Linked DNA regions of Homo sapiens: region 2 is linked to region 1. The links are chromatin contacts, found by Hi-C in ENCODE. All regions are on one chromosome and are shown on one strand. The core of a region is the stretch at or near the end of the contact, and the rest is flanking DNA. Distances in the headings are between cores, read along the strand shown.

Region 1 (6,407 bases), core at 1,695-4,194:
GTCCAGACTCAAGGGTAGCACCTTCATGCAAGCCTGGCCAGACCACATGTTCACTGCCCACAGGACACTAATAAAAAACAGGAAGTTTCGGCCAGGCACTGTGGCTCACGCCTGTAATCCCAGCACTTTGGGAGGCCTAGGCTGGTGGATCACCTGAGGTCGGGAGTTGGAGACCAGCCTGACCAACATGGAGAAACCCCGTCTCTACTAAAAACACAAAAATTAGCCGGGCAAGGTGGCACATGCCTATAATCCCAGCTACTCGGGAGGCTGAGGCAGGAGAATCACCTGAACCCGGGAGATGGAGATTGTGGTGAGCCGAGATCGCGCCATTGCACTCCAGCCTGGGCAACAAGAGCAAAACTCCATCTCAAAAAAAAAAAGAAAGAAAGAAAGAAAAGGAAGTTTCAAGGACTGGATCAAACCCAGAATGATTATACCCAAATGATCAAGTATAGGATTACTTAACTGCCAAGGAAGATAAAAGTAGCAGTAAGTTAGGCAAAGAGGGCCTTGGAGAGGCTCAGGTGAAGCTGTTACCAGAAAACAGGCCACCTTTAATGGGTGGGCACAGCACCTGTAAGGTGAATGAGGTAGAAGACTGTATTCACCAAAGATCTGTCACAGGAAGAAATTGTGTTTCCAAGGATATCCTCTCCCTTCCATAAAGAGTGAAACAATGGCCAGGTGCAGTGGCTTACACCTGTAATCCCAGCACTTAGGGAGGCCAAGGTGGTCAGATCACTTGAGGTCAAGAGTTTGAGACCAGCCTGGCCCATATGGTGAAACCCCATCTCTACTAAAAATACAAAAAAAGGAGCAGGGCATTGTGGCAGGTGCCTGTAATCCCAACCACTCAGGAGGCTGAGGCAGGAGAGTCGCTTGAATCCAGGAGGCGGAGGTTGCAATGAGCCAAGATCGCACCACTGCACTCCAGCCTGGGTAACAGAGTAAGACTCTGTTTAAAAAAAAAAAAAAGTGAAGCAAGGAAATGCCTGAGTACCTGGAGTTGCCCAGACCACCACCAGCCACCTTGGAGTGTCTCAGCTCAGCCAGAATCCAGAACCTGAAGTGCCAGTTGTCACCCAACAGGAAGTCAACATGAGGGCAGAGGATAGACAAACAAGCGACATAGTGAGGTGAAAGATGGAGGGATTTCAGAAGCTTCTGTGAATGTGAATGTGAAATGTTGAAGACAAGAACAAGATCTATACAAGATTTTAAGAAAACTGTCTGTAGGATGTTTCCTATGATACACATGTCTACATCATGAGAAATGTTTCTCTCCAATCCTGAGAAGTCAAATTTGTGTTTCCCTCATTGGTATTAGTTGCAAAACTGGACTTCAGAGAGTCCTATCTTTTATACAGGTTACTTGAGGTTGTTGGAATTGTTGAGATGTATTCTGAATCAGTTGCCCCAATGACAACTTGCCTAGGGAAAATGCAAGCAGGCTTCTATTCTTAGCAGAAGTATTTTGAGTGTCTATCACCTAGGGTGATTGCAAGTATTAGCACTGAAAAAGAGAAGTGGGAGGGCAGGCCTTGGAGAAGCAGAAGAGAAAATATGAATCTAGAACGTAGATTATTAGCTTACAAACCTGGCTGCACCAGAATCACCTAAGTAGCTTTAATGTGTATATATTATACACACACATGATATATATATATCGTGGTGTTTTCATCTAAGCTGTTGAGAAGAGACATCTATATATATGTATTGCATAGCAATATATATATATGTATTGCATAGCAATATATATATATGTATTGCATAGCAATATATATATATGTATTGCATAGCAATATATATATATGTATTGCATAGCAATATATATATGTATTGCATAGCAATATATATATGTATTGCATAGCAATATATATATATGTATTGCATAGCAATATATATATGTATTGCATAGCAATATATATATGTATTGCATAGCAATATATATATATGTATTGCATAGCAATATATATATATGTATTGCATAGCAATATATATATATGTATTGCATAGCAATATATATATGTATTGCATAGCAATATATATATATGTATTGCATAGCTATATATATATGTATTGAATAGCAATATATATATGTATTGAATAGCAATATATATATGTATTGCACAGCAATATATATATATGTATTGCACAGCAATATATATATGTATTGAATAGCAATATATATATGTATTGCACAGCAATATATATATATGTATTGCACAGCAATATATATATATGTATTGCATAGCAATATATATATATGTATTGCATAGCAATATATACATATATGTACTGCATAGCAATACACATGTGTATTGCATAGCAATACACATATGTATTGCATAGCAATATATATGTATTGCATAGCAATATATATGTATTGCATAGCAATATATAGTATCTATATATGTATTGCACAGCAATATATGGTATCTATATATGTATTGCATAGCAATATATAGTATCTATATATGTATTGCATAGCAATATATAGTATCTATATATGTATTGCATAGCAATATATAGTATCTATATATGTATTGCATAGCAATATATACATTGTATCAATATATATGTATTGCATAGCAATATACATTGTATCAATATATATATGTATTGCATAGCATATTATATATGTATTACCTACATATAGATAGCATGTGTATATAATATATACACACACTATACTAGTAGCAGAGGCAGGTGGGAGATGTATTTTATAGTGTAAATCCTTTTTATCTTTTAAGTTTTGTAGCATGTGAACTTATTACCTGCTAAACGTATTATAAAACGAAGGGGGAAAAGCCTAGATTCCTCTCACGGAGATTTTCACTCTCAATAGATGATCTGTTCTTACCATATCGTCTGTACGGAGCAGATCTCACCACCAGACTGTGACCCACCCTTACCACGAGCGTCTAATGGTCCGTCACCTGCACATCGGTTAAGCAGGTGAAAGGGGACTTCCTGACCCAGGATGTGGCATGGTCTCACATGCCTCTGGGTTTCAGACACAATGACTCAGCAGAAAGTTTCACTAAAAGAGAGGATTAATCAGACCTCAGGGGAAGCTGGCCACGGCGACCTCTGGGAGGCCTTCTTGTTCCCTTTCACAAGAGAGTTCTTGGTGTGGCACTATGCTAAGTGCTACACACCCATCCTCCCAACCAAAACAGGTGCTGTCAGCCCCTTTTACAATCTCAGAGCTAACATGCCCAAAGTTACAGAGCTAATGACTGAAATCTGCCTACCTGGAAAGCCCAACAGGCTCTCGACACCATAGGCCTCTCTCATTGCAGCAGCCTTTTCCTCACAGGAACAGTCTGATACCAGCATCATGCTGCCACCATCCATGTCCACAGCACAGAAAATGTTACAGTGTAAATATCTACTCTGGATGACCTGGGCTAGGATATTATTTCTCACCTTCATATTTTTTGACTGTTTAGTTTTTCAGATTCAAAGGTCAAAGAGAGAGTTTTTTCCCATCCTGCTGGTCCCTGGGCTGCAAGGATCCAGTTCACCCAAAGTAATAGATCTAAAGAGGCGAAGTCTTGTCTAAGGTCACCCACCAATAAAACAAACAACTATATACCTAATTTTGCACGTATCACCCCATGAGGTGATATGCTTTGGTCAGAGTTCCTGAGTTCTATAAGATCTTAGGAATTAGCCTTCATTTCCCAGAAAAAGAAGCTGGAATCTTGAGTGTTAAGAAACTTCTCTTAGAGCTTCTGGCTAGATGGGAGCATTCAGGCATAAACTTCAGGTCTCCCAACTCCAAGTCCAGTGCTTGCGCATGACAGAGTACTCTTCTGAAGTCTTAAGCCTAAATCACAGTGGACTAAGCTAGCAATAAAAATAAAAGGAGGCCAGACACAGTGGCTCATGCCTGTAATCCCAGCACTTTGGGAGGCCGAGGCAGGCAGATCACGAGGTCAGGAGATCGAGATCATTCTGGCTAACGTGGTGAAACCCCATCTCTACTAAAAATACAAAAAATTAACCAGGCATGGTGGTGGGCACCTGTAGTCCCAGCTACTCGGGAGGCTGAGGCAGGAGAATGGCATGGACCCAGGATGCAGAGCTTGCAGTGAGCCGAGATCACGCCACTGCACTCCAGCCTGGGTGACACAGCGAGACTCCATCTCAAAAAAATAAAATAAAATAAAAGGAAAGAGGAGTCTATTTGTCAAATTTGAATCTCTTTATTGAAACAGTTGAATTAACTAATTGAATTAAAAGGATTTACTAGTAAAAGAGAGAATCCTTTCCAGAGGAGGGATGTAAAGCACTCACCGATACATCTCAAATCCTCCTCTGGTCATTGCCAAAGCAACTGTTATCACAACCTTCCAGATAGAAAAGAGTATCTGCTCAGAAGGGATACTGGATTGCTGCCCAGTCCCCCACAATATCCAACCTCCAAGATCAGATGTGCCCTCTGCTGCAATGCAATTTCAAATAAATGAAGAAAAAAGATGCAGAGATGCTTTTATGTCTTTTTCAGTAAGCCTAGCTGATTTCATTCATTTATTCTGCACCATACGTTCAGGTAAAACCCCTTTCTGCAGACTTATTCTGCATTAGCTACTCCCAGTATGGGCATACACATGCTCATGTGCACACACGCATGTGCAAGCACACACACACACACCATAGCCTGCTTATCAATCAACTCTAATTTGTCCGGAAGCTCTGCCATGAGTGGCACATTCCCCATATTCTTTCCTTATCAAGCTCTGTAGAGGTTGGAAAAGATAAGAGACCACTGACTATTCCTAAGCCTTATATTATCTAACAGTTTAACCTCCTGTGTTTCTTCTGCAAATGTGCTAACAACAACAACAACAACAAAACCAAATTGTAAAAACAACTAAAACAAAGACCAAGGAAGAGAAAGAAAAGCCAAAGAAAATTCCCAGAAAGCTCAGTTTGGTAAACAGAAAAAAAAAGTCCTTAGAGATCGGCTGAGAATACTGAAGGACCAGAAAGAGAAAGAATCAGTGGTAAACTTTTAAAAAGTTTTTAAAAAGGTTTTCTAGAAGAAAGAAAGGCTGCTTGGAAGAAAGATAGTAGTATCTGATGACCCACTAAGAGACTGAAAGTTGTGCATTTTAAAATTAAGTGACTCATTTCTTACGGCCAAAGCAGAAATCAAACGGGAAAAAACAGTCTAGAGAAAAATCTGCCATAAACAGGGTACAGAGGGTGAGTGGATGGAGAATGGGTAAAGGGAGGAATCAGTGACACCAAATGCGGCCGTTTAGTATGAAATTTCATAATCTGATAAATCTGTTTCTGAAAATAGTTTATTGTCCTCCCAGCCAATTTAATTGCAGAACTATGAAGGAATGTCTACATGGAAATGTGCAGTCTGCAAGTTAGAGAAACGGTCTGGTAGGAAGCACTAGTGTATGAAATTCACTCTATTAAAGTAAATGTCTGAAATCTCTCAAGGAGGGAAATAAGCAAATCCAGCAACATACACCATTGGGAAAAAAGCTAAGAAGGTCATTTGTATGTGTTTGTTGAAAGGAAGATTTTCAGTATTTGATTATTTGAAAGGGCTTAAAAGCAAATAACAGGTATCATCAATAAAAAGGCAAACAGACAGGATGGCTGCAGTTTATGGAGACACACAAAAAAAACACATGCATACCTTCTCTAAATCCCCATTCATTTAGTCAGGGGTCTAGAACTTAACAGAGGCAAGGTGGCCACAGCCCCTCAGGAGCAGGGGCCATGCCTCCTGCCCCTACCCCTGCCGTCCCCAGGGTGCACTGCTGTCAGCAGCCCTGTCTGCATGGGTACTGTCCTCCCGGAACCGAGCAGGGAGCCTAATTCTTGTTTTGCCACTGCCCTGTTACACATAGATTTTAATCACCACCTTGGAAAACTCCACACTAACAATCTCTTAAGAGAATATTTATAACATCAAGGTCTCTTCATTCTTGACCTAAACTTAGAATCAACAAGGTCCATCCCCTTGAGATAGGAATAAAACCATCAACAATGCTAGCTGTCATTGTCTGTCCCAGCCCTTCTGTGGCCCAGAAAGCCTGTCTCTTCTCAACAGCTTAGATGAAAACACCAAAACAAGAGATTATTGCTTGGCACACTCATCAAGCAGACAAGAATTAAAGAGCATGAGAAGAACCAGCAGCTTTTCTGGTAAGAGCTATCCATGCCAAAGACACAGATTTGAACATAACGCAACACAGCAGAGAATAGGGGAGCAGAAAAGGATGACAATGAATGGGTACATTTGGCCAAATGACCCATCTTTTTTGGCTTCCAAGTTCCCATGTATCTTCTCAGTCTTTTCCTGAATCACATTGTCTAAGATTCCTCTTCCACTCCTTCACCCATCAACATTGATTAGAGCAGCATCATTC
Region 2 (6,407 bases), core at 2,354-4,853, 2.1 Mb after region 1:
CTCTTTGATCTCTTAACAACTGTGGGTTGTTAGTTTGGTTTGAAAGCCAATGGTTTTGCTTGCAATTATTCTAGTTCACTGCTCTGTCCCCATGGCCTAGAAAAAAAGCATGTATCTCAATAAATATTTATTGATGGGATGTATTTACACCTGCAAGCCATGATGTATGCCAAGTCAATCTGCAGCTACTTGGAGAACACCCAGCTCTGCCTTTGAAAAGCTTGATTACGGTATGAAATGTGACTCCATGCCTGCTGTCAAACCATACAGAACAAGTACATGGTCCTCCAAAGTGCCATCTGTGCCTGGGAAGATCCTATCACAGTTTAAATCACTGTGAAAACCAGCCCCACAGACCAGCAGAAAGAATTCTGCCTCAGTCTACAGTTTAGTTTGCATAGCTTCCACATTCTGGGTTTCTCATTTGCACTGTGAATAGAATCCAAGTATGATGTGCACAGCAGCAGAGAGTCAGAGTCTCTGGCCATTCTTGCATGGGTTTGCCTTTGATCAAGTTAGAAATCCAAATTCAGTATTGTTATGGGTGGTTTGTTCTGACAAACTCTCATTCTCAGAATGTTTGCATACATCATTCTTGTTTCATAAAAAGTTGCTAATTTCATTCTCTTTTCTTTGGCTTGTTTAATTTTCTATCTGAGGACCAGACCCAACAGGTGAGGTTTTCCTGAGGGATGTTTTGGCAACTTTTTATTGTGTTTTGCCTTCTGAACTAAGGGCTTATTTTTTAAATTGTAAACGGAGTAAGCTTTAAAATCTGTAAGTTAAATAAACAAAAAATATATCCAGAAGAGTGTTAGCAAATGATTTCTTTAAATGTCTCTTCTCTTTTCCTCCCACTCCTACTAGAAGGAGTAGAGCTAAATAATGCATAATTCGTGACTGTGCCAGAAGCCATAAAGGAGAATGAGAATTGGAGTGCAGTGACCCTTGACCATTAGGTTATTAGCAGATTTTGTTTCCAGAGGGTGAAAGGGCCTTGGTGGAACCTTGCTCATGGGCCCAGAACCCAAACCGCTAGAAGAGAAGCAACTAAATGTGACCAAATACACTATGAAGTATGGGTTATCTGAAATTGGATAGCTGTGCCCTGTGCCCCCATTTGACAGGAAGCAAAGTATCACTGGAGAAGACTAAGCTGATAGCTGCAACCTGGTCCTTGCTCAGAATCACATGCTCACTCTATAGCCTCAGTTAAGCTGAGGCATGAGTCATACCCAGAATCAAAGACAAGAATCTTTCTAGAGCAAAAGCCTTGAAACCCATCATCCCCAGGAAATAGGGGACCTCTCCTTAGCCACAGTCTACAAGGCACAGGCTGCAAAAATATATGGATTTTTTTCTATACATTTCTTCACAATTTCTTCTGGTTTTCTACATAAGTCTACATATTTCTTCATAACACTTGGTATCTTTGGCCTAACCAACCTCTATATGAGCAGAGATAATAAATCCAATACAAAATCAAACTTGTGCAATTGTGCAATTAAGTAAAAAAACAAAAACAAAAACAAAACTAGTTTCTGGTAATACGGGGATACACCATCCTCAAGAAAAAGTTGAGCATCTCAACAAGTTACTTAATAACTACTATAATGCCTATGTAGCAGCACTGGTTTTCACATGTTTTAAATTAATACATATCCGAATCTCAACTTCCAAGCGTATGAAATAAAACCTAAACAGTGAATTGATACAAAATATGGCAAGTGTGTTCAATCCCTAAATCCAGAGCCAATTAAGTATATAAGATCTTAAAGAAGACTATTAACCCAATCCTGTCTGCAAACTGGGGGATGAGTGCAGCTAAGGACAGAGTCAAAAGGAGGTATTTCACCCAGCAGCAAGGTGGGTGGGCATTGTCTCCAGCACCATAACCAGAGGCTGGTCACTGTGCTTTTATCTCTGGCCCTAGATACAGAAGACACAGAAGGAGAGCTGTAGTTTTCTTATCTATTTTCCAGCCTCTGGGCTATCTTTGCTTCTAGTAGCCTTTCATGGGCAGAGTCCTACACATCAACGATATGAAGCCAAAGCTTAGTGCTGGGAGGAGGAGGTGTTAAGCCATGAAGCATCAAGATGGAAAACCTGCTTTGGAATATTATTGAAATCCTAGTCCGTGTCACACCCAACCTCCTTGTGCTGGTGGGAATTTTTGTTTGTTTGTTTGTTTGTTTGAGACAGAGTCTTGCTCTAGGCTGGAGTGCAGTGCAGTGGCATGATCTGAGCTCATTGCAGCCTCTGCCTCCCGGGTTCAAGCAATTCTCATGTCTCAGCCTCTGGAGTAGCTGAGATTACAGGCATGTGCCACCATGCCCAGCTAATTTTTTTATTTTTAGTAGAGACAGGGTTTTCACCATGTTGGACAGGCTGGCCTTGAACTCCTGACCTCAGGTGATCCACCCACCTCAGCCTCCCAAAGTACTGGGATTGCAGGCGTGAGCCACTGCACCCAGCCCTTGCTGGTGGGAATTTCAACACAATTGGCAGAAAGCAGAGAGGGGAGAGATAAACATTCCACCAGGTGAAGGCTTTCTGGAATAGCCTGCCCACACACAGCGCAAGATGTCCCAGATAAAATCTGAGCGCCCAGCCCAGTTTCAAAACTTCAGCCACAGGAGTACCATGAACAGGCGTGGATCTACTGCTCAAAGAAATAGCCTCCTCACTCACACCAGTCTTTAAAATGACTATTAAATAAATCATTTTGAATCTATTTGTCAAACTGCGGCTTCCCTAAACCCTAAGCAGTGAAACTCAAGATTTGCTTGTAGAAATTGAGGCTAACACGTGGTCTTCTTCTGGTCCCCAAATGAGACTGAAACACTTAAAGACTTACAATCAGTCATAAAAAGAGATATATTATCATCTCACCTAGAAAAGGATCATCTAAAAGGAGGTGAAGAAAAACTATGGGTGCATGGGTGAGGGTTTTAATTAAAATACTCAAGCTTTCATTAATGGCCAAGGGATAAAACCTAAAGTTGATTAGACACCTGCATGTATCAGCACAGCACTAGGAGCTTTACAGAGCTCATTTTATTTAAGTCCTATTTTAGAACAAAGGAAACAGTCTTAGGCAAGGCAAACTCACAGTTGGCTACTCAATGTCTTTTATTTCTGCCTGTTTTTTGGCCCCAGAAAATGCAATATTTTGACACAGAAAAAAACATTAGGATGAGTGTGAAATCAAATACGATTCTGGTTTTTGAGCTGACATTTAGTCATTTGGAGCCACATGGCTGTCCCAGGGCCTGGTCCCCAGGTCATGTGCTTAAAGCTTCCAGGCGGTTCTCATCATGATGATGAAGTACACATCAGTGTCAATGGATGCGCTCACACCTGCATAGTAGTTCATGAACTCCTCAGGGGTCACCTGCAGTGGAAAAGTTAGAAACAAAAACGAAACTTTGCTTCTCACTCTGTCAATGGGCGCCCACCTTGTGCACCTGTAAATAGAAGGGAAATAGAGGATTTCTTTGTGTATGTGATCATGGCTGAGGAACTGATCTAAAACAAAAGAACAAGTGAAGCTGAGGATGGTGTGAGAACAGCACCTAGGAAGAGAGAAAGAAAGTCTTGAAAGTTTCTAAGCCAACCTAAATGGAAAGTGACGCATAGGTTGTCATCTTTTGTCTAAGGGTGGGAGCCCGTCGGTTCAGGTAAGGGAGACTGAAACTCAGAGTAAGAAGGAAGTGCTCTGCAACTGTAGTTATTTCTGTCTTTCTGTGACACGTCAGAAACAACATGTCATGTCCTTGTGTCAGGGTAAGTGATGTTTTCCCTTTCCAAAAATGGAGTTCTCTCCTGTGGGTGAAGAAACAGATTTCTAGTTAAACGCTCCCGGGTTGCATGCTTTTCTAACACATAAATAACTCATTCAAGGCCCAGGGTGAATAAAAAGCTTACCCCTGCTTCATGCCTCCCACCCATCCTGGCTTCTCTCCACTCTACACCCATGACCATCTCTTTGAAATATTGACTAATGTGTTTATCTGTGTGGGGATTTTATATTACTTTCCTTTGGGGAAGGAGAAAAGACAGTTATTAGTCTTATTTTTAACAGGTCTAGATAATATGTACACTCTAATTTAATCATGTTGGTTGACATGATCGGTTGGGGACATACCTATGCCTTCCAAGAATCATAAGAGATGACTGACCCACTGGTCCTATTGAAATTATAAGTGACCAGAAAAGAAAAGTCACTGGATCCACAGTTGTCTTTCATACCACCCCTTCCCACTAAAAACATAAGGAAGGGCAGTAGAAAGAAAGGCATTTGAACTCAGCTCATAGTTGAACTGTAAATACACATCTACAATACATGCATAGAGCCTCTGTCAAAATTAGGATACCATTAGCATCCCCCTTTGTTGAACTTCTTTATTCCTCTCCTCCTTTGGATTCCTCAGCCTCTGCTTTTCAATTCCCTCATTAAGGGATTACATTAAGTTTCACACATCATTATTGCCCTCTTTCTATCTTTCTCATGTTGTGTGAGGTTCCAGGGAAATGTTTATCAGTGTGGGTCCACACCACCTGCATCAGGACAACCTGGGGTGTCTGTCATAAGCCTAGGCCCACAGGCTGTACCCCACACCTGCTAAATCAGAATCTCTGAAGCAGGTGGTTGTGGAATTTACTTCTTAAAAATCTAAACATCCCAGTTAATTGTTGTGCACACTACAGTAATTTAACTGGGAATATCAAAGATAATTAAGATAAAGTCTCAGTCCTCAAAAAGTTGCAGGCTGGTGAAATACTCCAACAAAGTAAGTGGATCATTTTACAGCAAATAGCAAGTAAACTAAAAGAGTTACCCACGAGACCCTGAGCCATTTTGACGGTGCACTTTACCATGACAGTTTGAGGAACATTTTTTACAGCTAATTATTTTTTAATTAAAAATTATCAAACTCCCGATATTTTTAGTTTGTTATTGTTTCTATTGTCTGTTTGTTGGCCAGGGATGACAGCCATTGAATGAGACTCCCTCCACATCCACTGTAATAATCCTATCCCTAGCTTTTCTCTCCCACAGAAGTTGAAAAACTCAAAACTCACTTTCCCAGACTCCTCTGCAGCTTCAGCTTGGGATGGCCAAGTAATAGAGTTCTCACCAATAAGATACAAAGGAAATTTGACATGAATTTCTAGGGAAGCCTTTGCTTTCCTGATGCAGGCTCCAGCCCTTTCTCGTTCCCTCCTTCTCCCTCCTTTGTCCTGCTGCCTGAAACTCAGATGTGCTGGCTGAAGTTAGGCAACCATCTTGAGATCATGAAGGAAAGGCCAGGAAAATCACAAAGACTTCAGCTCTGCTCTCTTTAAGCCACTCAAGTGAGAACATCAAGTAGAATAAAAAATAAAACCTAATTTGTGTATTCCAGTGTATAATAAGATTTCCTATTTCTTGCAATTGAAAGCAAACCCTAACTGAAACACCAATACATGATTGAGACTGGTATCGTCACCCATCCTTCCATCCCAAACTCCCCCAGTGGGATGGGGTGACCTGAGTTGAGTTGGCTCTGTTGGAGAATGGAGAAGGAATCCAAGATGGGCAAAAGATAAAGGAAGCATTAAACCTCACTTGGAAGTCAGATGACGTCAAGCCAGAGGTCAGAGCTAATGTATTTGATCATTTCAGAAAAAGCCATCAGTTACTCTTAGCTAGGTGTTTGCTTGTTTTCTGAGACTCAACTTATATTGGGAATGGCCTGAATCGCAAATTCTCTGATCTCCTGTAAATTTGCCCTCATCATAGTAAATTGTTGGTTAGCAATAATCACTATCCTTATTCATTTTATTTGACATTAGAAAAAAATGAGAGACTGGGCACTCCTACTTTTAGCAGGCCTCTTGACTAGGCTACCTTTATGTGACAAGATATATATCATATATACAAGGAAAGGTCCCAGATGGGGGTAATGGAAGTCACAATACAAGCCCTTTTTCTCAGCTCCAAATTCATCAGAAAAATCCTAAAACAAATCTAGGTTACTATTAATACATACACTCAGTAATATACCTAACATATTTTTAATTATTTAAAAATTTTTTATGAGATGGATGAGGCAATAGACTGATATTCCCTGAAGGTCTAAAGTCCTAAGAGGCTTTTTAAAAATATAGTGATGATAAAGTCATATATACACATGAAGAATTCAAAACTTAGATATTAAAGAATAAGAAGTAAATGTCTCACCAAATTGTGGTGGGGTTTAGTGATAGAAAAGGGGTAAGGAAAGTCTGTGTCACAGGTTATCTGATTGCTTCACACCTCCATCCAAATGGCTTCCGGCTGCTATGGGAGTCCAGTGAGGTATTAGTGCAAGATTTATGACATCAAATTCCGTGACTGCTGAAACTCCAGCAACCTTTATGGG

Evidence for each region. Hi-C counts contacts between places; a loop is a spot of excess contacts on that map. Pooled maps may share reads with other maps.
Region 2: a loop to region 1 is called in a map with no recorded cell type, with 29 times the contacts of the local background. The contact joins two enhancer-like sites. A Hi-C loop is called at or near these places in 3 of 37 single-sample maps with no recorded cell type and 2 of 50 pooled maps.

The regions. Positions count from the first base shown.
Region 1 is chr5:33,847,252-33,853,658 of GRCh38, forward strand. The region is part of intron 2 of ADAMTS12 (ADAM metallopeptidase with thrombospondin type 1 motif 12); the gene reads right to left. Among named protein-coding and RNA genes, the nearest start is that of ADAMTS12, 42 kb to the right of the region's middle. RefSeq lists an enhancer at 2,651-3,152. Within about 2 kb of position 2,945, at least 4 of the 41 ENCODE cell types and tissues checked have a DNase peak (open chromatin) inside an H3K27ac peak, as active enhancers do.
Region 2 is chr5:35,901,253-35,907,659 of GRCh38, forward strand. CAPSL (calcyphosine like) reads right to left here. Exons shown (of 5, transcript NM_001042625.2): 5 at 3,036-3,394. The coding sequence ends at 3,293. Among named protein-coding and RNA genes, the nearest start is that of CAPSL, 34 kb to the right of the region's middle. RefSeq lists an enhancer at 3,343-3,442. Within about 2 kb of position 3,604, at least 2 of the 41 ENCODE cell types and tissues checked have a DNase peak (open chromatin) inside an H3K27ac peak, as active enhancers do.